2 separate regions of the Mus musculus genome follow, and region 1 is linked to region 2. A link is a loop called in an ENCODE intact Hi-C map of the cell type or tissue named here. Cell type or tissue: heart. All regions are shown on one strand. Each heading gives the region's core, and the rest is flanking DNA. Links, peaks and the distances in the headings are about the cores only. Region 1 has its middle 16 kb from the start of Gm25810. Region 2 holds the start of Igf2bp2 (insulin-like growth factor 2 mRNA binding protein 2).

The links. Peaks named below come from ENCODE experiments on the same cell type or tissue, not always from the same donor. Only the 100,000 strongest peaks of a DNase experiment are listed, where the experiment ranks them.
Region 1: a loop joins it to region 2, with 2.1 times the contacts of the local background. A loop is called at or near these places in 2 of 42 quality-filtered maps.

The regions. Positions count from the first base shown.
Region 1 is chr16:22,238,716-22,241,616 of GRCm38, reverse strand. No RefSeq gene overlaps it. Among named protein-coding and RNA genes, the nearest start is that of Gm25810, 16 kb to the right of the region's middle. In heart, for the core only: a CTCF peak has its summit at 1,291 (motif pointing right); no DNase peak of the experiment used is centred there.
Region 2 is chr16:22,161,698-22,164,598 of GRCm38, reverse strand. It overlaps Igf2bp2 (insulin-like growth factor 2 mRNA binding protein 2), which reads left to right and starts at 1,300. Exons shown (of 16, transcript NM_183029.2): 1 at 1,300-1,813. The coding sequence starts at 1,636. In heart, for the core only: no CTCF peak of the experiment used is centred there; a DNase peak (open chromatin) is centred at 1,478; H3K4me3 peaks cover 2,500 bases; H3K27ac peaks cover 2,207 bases.

The DNA.
Region 1 (2,901 bases), core at 198-2,697, 77 kb before region 2:
GTTAGAACATCTGTATAGAGCTCAGAAACGGGAAAGCCAACACATGTTGATAATACACATATCAAGATGGTGGACATAAGCCTGAGTGGGGGTGGACAAGACACAAGGAGCTCCTGGTTGTGTCTGTATTGTAGTCTGGGTGGTAATCAGGAGTTTATGTGCCGTATGCTTTTGTGTGCCTGAAATATTTAATAACACTGCTATGTCAATATCTTTCTTTACTCTTTGTAAGCTTAATGAGGTGCAGTGTAGGCACTAAAATGCAGTTAAGCCTGGATGTGTACTGAGCGAGCGGAGTGGCCCAGCACGAGAGAAGCCCTGGTTTCAATCCCCAGCACTGAAAAAAAAAATTGACTAGTTATATGGCCATCTCTACATGTTATAATTTAGAATATTTCTATCACACCATCCCCAAACCATACATCATCTAAAAGTTATTTATACACTGATATAAACTCATAACTATCCAGCTGGAAATTAGGTAACTGTACCGGTAATGCAGAACTGCGTCCCTCAAGAAAAGGAAGCAGGAAAGGTGCCCCCTAAGCCTCGGCTCGTCCAGTTTCTGGACTGTGGAGTCGGAGCCATGTGAGCACAGCTGACTCCCAGGCTTAAGAGAGACCCTGTTCAGGGTCCTTGGGCTCCCTAGAACCTCTGGAGCAGGTAACCAAAGAGAAGTGAGTTGCCAAGGATATCAGCTTGGGAGCCTCTTGTCTTTGGTAAACTACACACAGATTGAGACTCCCAACAGGCTGGTTCAAGAAAGAAGAGCTGAAGAACCACCCAGTCTCATTCAGGGCTGGTAGATATTCATTCACACTTTACTCTGCCTCTACAACCTCACTTTATGGAAAGGACTAATCTAGCACTAACCTAGTAGTTCTGAGCTGCCCAGTGTGTGCTGGGAACCAAACTTGGGGCCACTAAGAGCAGCAACCACTCTTAACTACTGAGCCATCCTCCAGCCTGTCCATTTATGTATTTATTCACTCACTTTACACACACACACCACCATAACTCCCTTCCCCCATAATTCCCCCTTCTCGGGTGGCAGCCTCCCTGGGTAAGTCTGTTTTTTTTTGTTTTTAATCTAAATAATAAAAGGAAAAAAAAAACCTATTAGAGTTTTTGATACAGAGCTCTGCTGAACCCTGGGCTGTCTAGAGCCCATGGAGCAGGTAATGGATGAAAGGTCTGCTTTATACATTCACTCAACTAGCTTAAAGGTCTCAACAATTCTATTTCCTATGTAAACATCTTTTTAAAATAATGTGTATGAGTAACTGTCGCTGTCTTCAGACACACCAGAAGAGGGCATCAGATCCCATTACAGATGGTTGTGATGTGGTTGCTGGGAATCAAACTCAGGACCTCTGGAAGAGCTGTCACTGCTTTTAACTGCTGAGCCATCTCTCCAGCTGCAAACTTACTTCTTAGCAGAACAAAATCTAGCCCACCAGATGGCTGGCAGGGTGCCGTCTACCCCAAATTACCACCAGCTACACCTGAGACCAGGGCATAAAGATCAATTGAGCCCAGGAGTTAAGCACTAGCCTGGCTCATATGTCTCTGTACCAAAGACTCTTAAATAGGCTGATTTTTTTTTTTAATTTATGTTTTATTTTATTATAATTGGATTTCAAACAAAAAGGGCTGGAGGGCTCAGTAGAAGAGTGCTTGCTGCTTTTACAGGGGTCTCACATTTGTTTCCCAGCACCCACCTTGGGCACCTCAGAAGTACCTGTAACTTTAGATATTTTGCCCTACCTCAGTACCTGCACTCACCTGTACACACACGTATACTATGCACATATATTATGCACATACATATAAAAAATAAATCTTAAGGAATAAAACAAGCAAGGTGCAGGAAAATTGTCCCAGTGGCACTTAAGAGCACTGCCTGTAGAGGACTCGTTTGATTCCCAGCATCCACATCGTGTCTCAGTCTGTAACCCTAGTTCTATAAGATAAGATGCCAAGTTCCTACCTCCTTAGATACCAGTATGTATGTCATGCATTTACCTGCATGCAGGCAAAACTCATACACACAAAATTTTAAAAATAAGAAAGAGCTAAGGTAGGTGGTGGCTGCTCAAGCCTTTAGTCCCAGCACTTGGGAGGCAGAGGCAGACAGATCTCTGTTTGAAGCTAGCCTGGTCTACAAAATTAGTTCCAGGACAGCCAGGGCCACACAGCAAAACCCCATCTCAGAAAACCAAAAAGCAAACAAACAGCAATAAAAGAAAATCCTCCACATACCACAAACACTGTAGTGCCTATACTATCTGTATGTAATTTCAAAATTACAGATAGGAGAAGGAAGTGTGATCTATAGCCAGGAAGAAAATCACTCAATAGAAACGTCAAAATGATGGTGGGGCTGGGATGTGGCTCAGCTGGTAGAGTGCTCCGAGTTTACAGAGTCCTCCATTTTGTTCCCAGCACCACACTAGCCAGCTGCTCTGAAGGTGGAGGAGGAAGGGTTCAGAAGTTCAAGGTTAGAGTCAAAGTTCAAGGTTAGTAAGATCAAAGGCCAGCCGTAAAACCGAGTGTTCTAGTCACATTTAGCTGTTGTAAGGAAAAGACAAATATTGTGAAAGGAAAAGTGGGAAAGAATAGAAAGATCAAAAATATAATAAATTGGGCTAGAGAGATGGCTCAGTGGTTAAGAGCACTGACTGAAAAAGAAATTCTAGATTCTAGCAAGCAAAAACAAAATTATGAATTAAAGATTTCACCAGATAGGTTTGATAAAATACAAACCACAAGAAAATCATCAACTGGTCGTGGTGGTACATGCCTTTAATCCCAGCACTTGGGAGGCAGAGGCAGGCAGATTTCTGTGTTCGAGGCCAGCCTGATCTACAGAGTGAGTTGCAGGACAGCCAGGGCTACACA
Region 2 (2,901 bases), core at 162-2,661:
AATTAGCAGCCTCCGTGTAAATAATCTGAAGGCGGCTTCCAGTCTGCCGTGAGTTGTGCAGCACTCACAAGTTGTTTTCACTGGCGAGCTTCTTCCACATTTTACTCAGGAAGCATCTATCCCTGGTTTATCTGTCAGTCTGGGCAACACTATCAAAGCCCTATTCCCAGTTCTAGAAGCAGTAAAGTCCAGAGAGGAAAATGTGTGGATAGTTGATGAAAGCTAGAATTGAGATGTCAGTAAATATCTAGATGAGAAAGAATCATCCATCACTTCCTTATCAAGACAAGTAATTAAGGACCGCTCCCCCTGTCCTGTCCACCCAGCTTTTAAGTTTCCCTGGGTAAAGAAATGGAAGCAGAGTGCAGTGTGTCACACATTACTCAGCTAGCCTTTTATGTCACCCTCACAAGGGGTGGTTGTTTTATTTTCTCTAGGGATAAAAGTTAGGCTCAGGGATGTTGGCACACTTTGGGGCATACTGCTGGATCTGAGTATAGAGGAGACAGACCCTATGGCCCATGGTGACTTCTCCACCCAGACATACCTCCCAACACGTAAGCCTTCTAAAAAACCAAGGAACACTTCCCGGATCACACAGAAGTCCAAAGCCATCTCACCTCAAAATCCCTCCGTTCTTTTCTGGAGCCCTTTATTTCTACGATTCCCACGGAGCCATGTGACTTAGATTGCCGCTTGGCAATCTGTCTGGCTCCTTCCCGGGAGAGGGACTAGGACCCTGCCTCTTCCGTCCTCCGCGTGGAAGGACAACTTTCTTCTCCAGTTCCTTCCCTCTCCAGTTCCTTCCAGAGTTCAGGGAACGCCTACCAAGCCTGGGACTGAAACCCGCCCCTCAGCCTGTGCATCGTCACCTCGGCCATCACCTGGCCTCGGGTCTGGCTCTCCTTTCTTGGTTGGGGAAACCGAGGCTCGGCGCCACGGTAACTTTACTAGAATACACGGTCTGGGGGAGGGGACCCGTGTGTTCCTCCGTCCTTTGACCACATGCGCCCCCTTCTTCCAAGAGCTTGGCTCGCAGCGAGTCTCTAGATCGGTGCGTGGCTCGGGACGCGCGAGGAAAGTTGTCAGCCCTAGCGTGCAGAGCTCTCCTCAAGGTGCACCTCACTCTGGCCCCGCGCCCACGTCGCGTCCACCTTGCACACACCCCGCCCACGTCCGCGCCCCTCACCTCCCGCGCGCCGCCTGGCTCCGCCGCTCCCGGCCCCGTTGGGGCCGCCGCCGCTTCCGCCCGCCGGGCGCGCAGCCTGGGAGCGCCGAGCCCTCGGAGCGCGCGGCGCGGGACGGGCAGGGCGCGCACTCTCGGCGGTGCACACGCCGCTCCAACTCTCAGGCGCGCGGGGTGCGTCCGCCCGCCGCCGCCGCCCCGGCACCGGGAGGCAGAGCAAGCGCTTTGTCCGCACGCCCGCTCGGGACTCTGCCCGGAGGAGGCAGCCGCGCCGAGTCCCCGCCTCCGCCTCTGCCCCCGGGCGGGCCGGGCCGGCCGCGGTGGGGGGAGCCAGGCTGAGGGCGAGGGTGGGGGCGGGGGCGGGCGCAGGAGGAGAGAGGAGGGCAGCGGAGGCGGCGGGAGCGCCGGGTGCCGGGCCGGGGGAGCCGCGGGCTCTCGGGAAGACGCGGATGATGAACAAGCTGTACATTGGGAACCTGAGCCCCGCCGTCACCGCCGACGACCTCCGGCAGCTCTTCGGGGACAGGAAGCTGCCCCTGGCGGGACAGGTCCTACTCAAGTCCGGCTACGCCTTCGTGGACTACCCCGACCAGAACTGGGCCATCCGCGCCATCGAGACCCTCTCGGGTGAGCACTCGGCGCAGCCCACGCCGCGCCTCGCCGGCTCGGGACGGCGGCAGCGGGGAGGCCGAGCCCCATGGGCCGCGCCCGCCGCGACTCCCGAGCCCTCACGCTCACTTTCACGCACCAGCCCCGCGACTCTCGCGGCGGGCTGGCTCCGGGATGGCCGGCTGCCCTGCCCCCACCGCGGGGGCTAACACAGACCCTTGGGCCTCAGAGTCGAGGCGACCCTGTGCCCCTCCGAGGGTCCCCAGGCTCGCTGGCTCCCTAGGAGCGCCCCTGGAGTGCCCAGCTGCTCTCCAGAGCTTCCCCCGCCCCCACCTTTGCAGAGTCCCCCGTTTTTCTTTTTCTAGACCCTTCTAGTACCCCCTTTGCCAGGGACCCCCCCAAATCCAGCATCTCTCCTCCTAGCCAGACCTTCCTTCTTCCCATGCCTCGTGCCAAAGACCTCTCGCCCTCTGTCGTCTCCCAAGCCGCACTCTCCTTTTGAGACCCCCTCTTGTCTTCTGGCCCCCCACTTTCGGCATCTCCTCGACTTCACCTACTGAACCCTTCGAGGTCTTGGGGTTTTTCCCCACCTGGCCCTTGTCGGACCGCACATCTCCCTCGGTCCTTTCCCGAAGCTCAGTTCCCTCTCTCTGGTCTCGGAAGCGCTCCTATTTTTCCCTGAATTTTTTGTCCGATTTTATTGAGAAGAACTCGGGGCTGGGGGCTTTCCGCCTCCCGTCTCCCCGCCTCCTGCTCGGCCAGGAGCACCTTTTTACGAGGTACCCTGTCTCAACTCGGTGGGGGCCCGGGCTGAGAACCGGGAAAGAGGCGACCGGGGGGCCCGCGAGCGCGCTGGAGCCCGGACGGGAGTCGGAGCGCGACACTCGCCCGCGCGCGCGCTCCCAGCTCGCATCCCGCACACGCACGCGGCGGGCCACGCTCCCGGGGGCCTGGGACCCCCGGCCCCGCAAGGGAACCCCCTTCTTTGGGAAACCTGTGCGGCGGGGCAAGCTGGCGAGACCTTTGGGTCACCCCAAAGCAGGCGTCCGCAGAGCCAGGGACTCCTGTGCGTGTCCCCGGGACCGCTGTCAGGGAGGGCAGGGGGC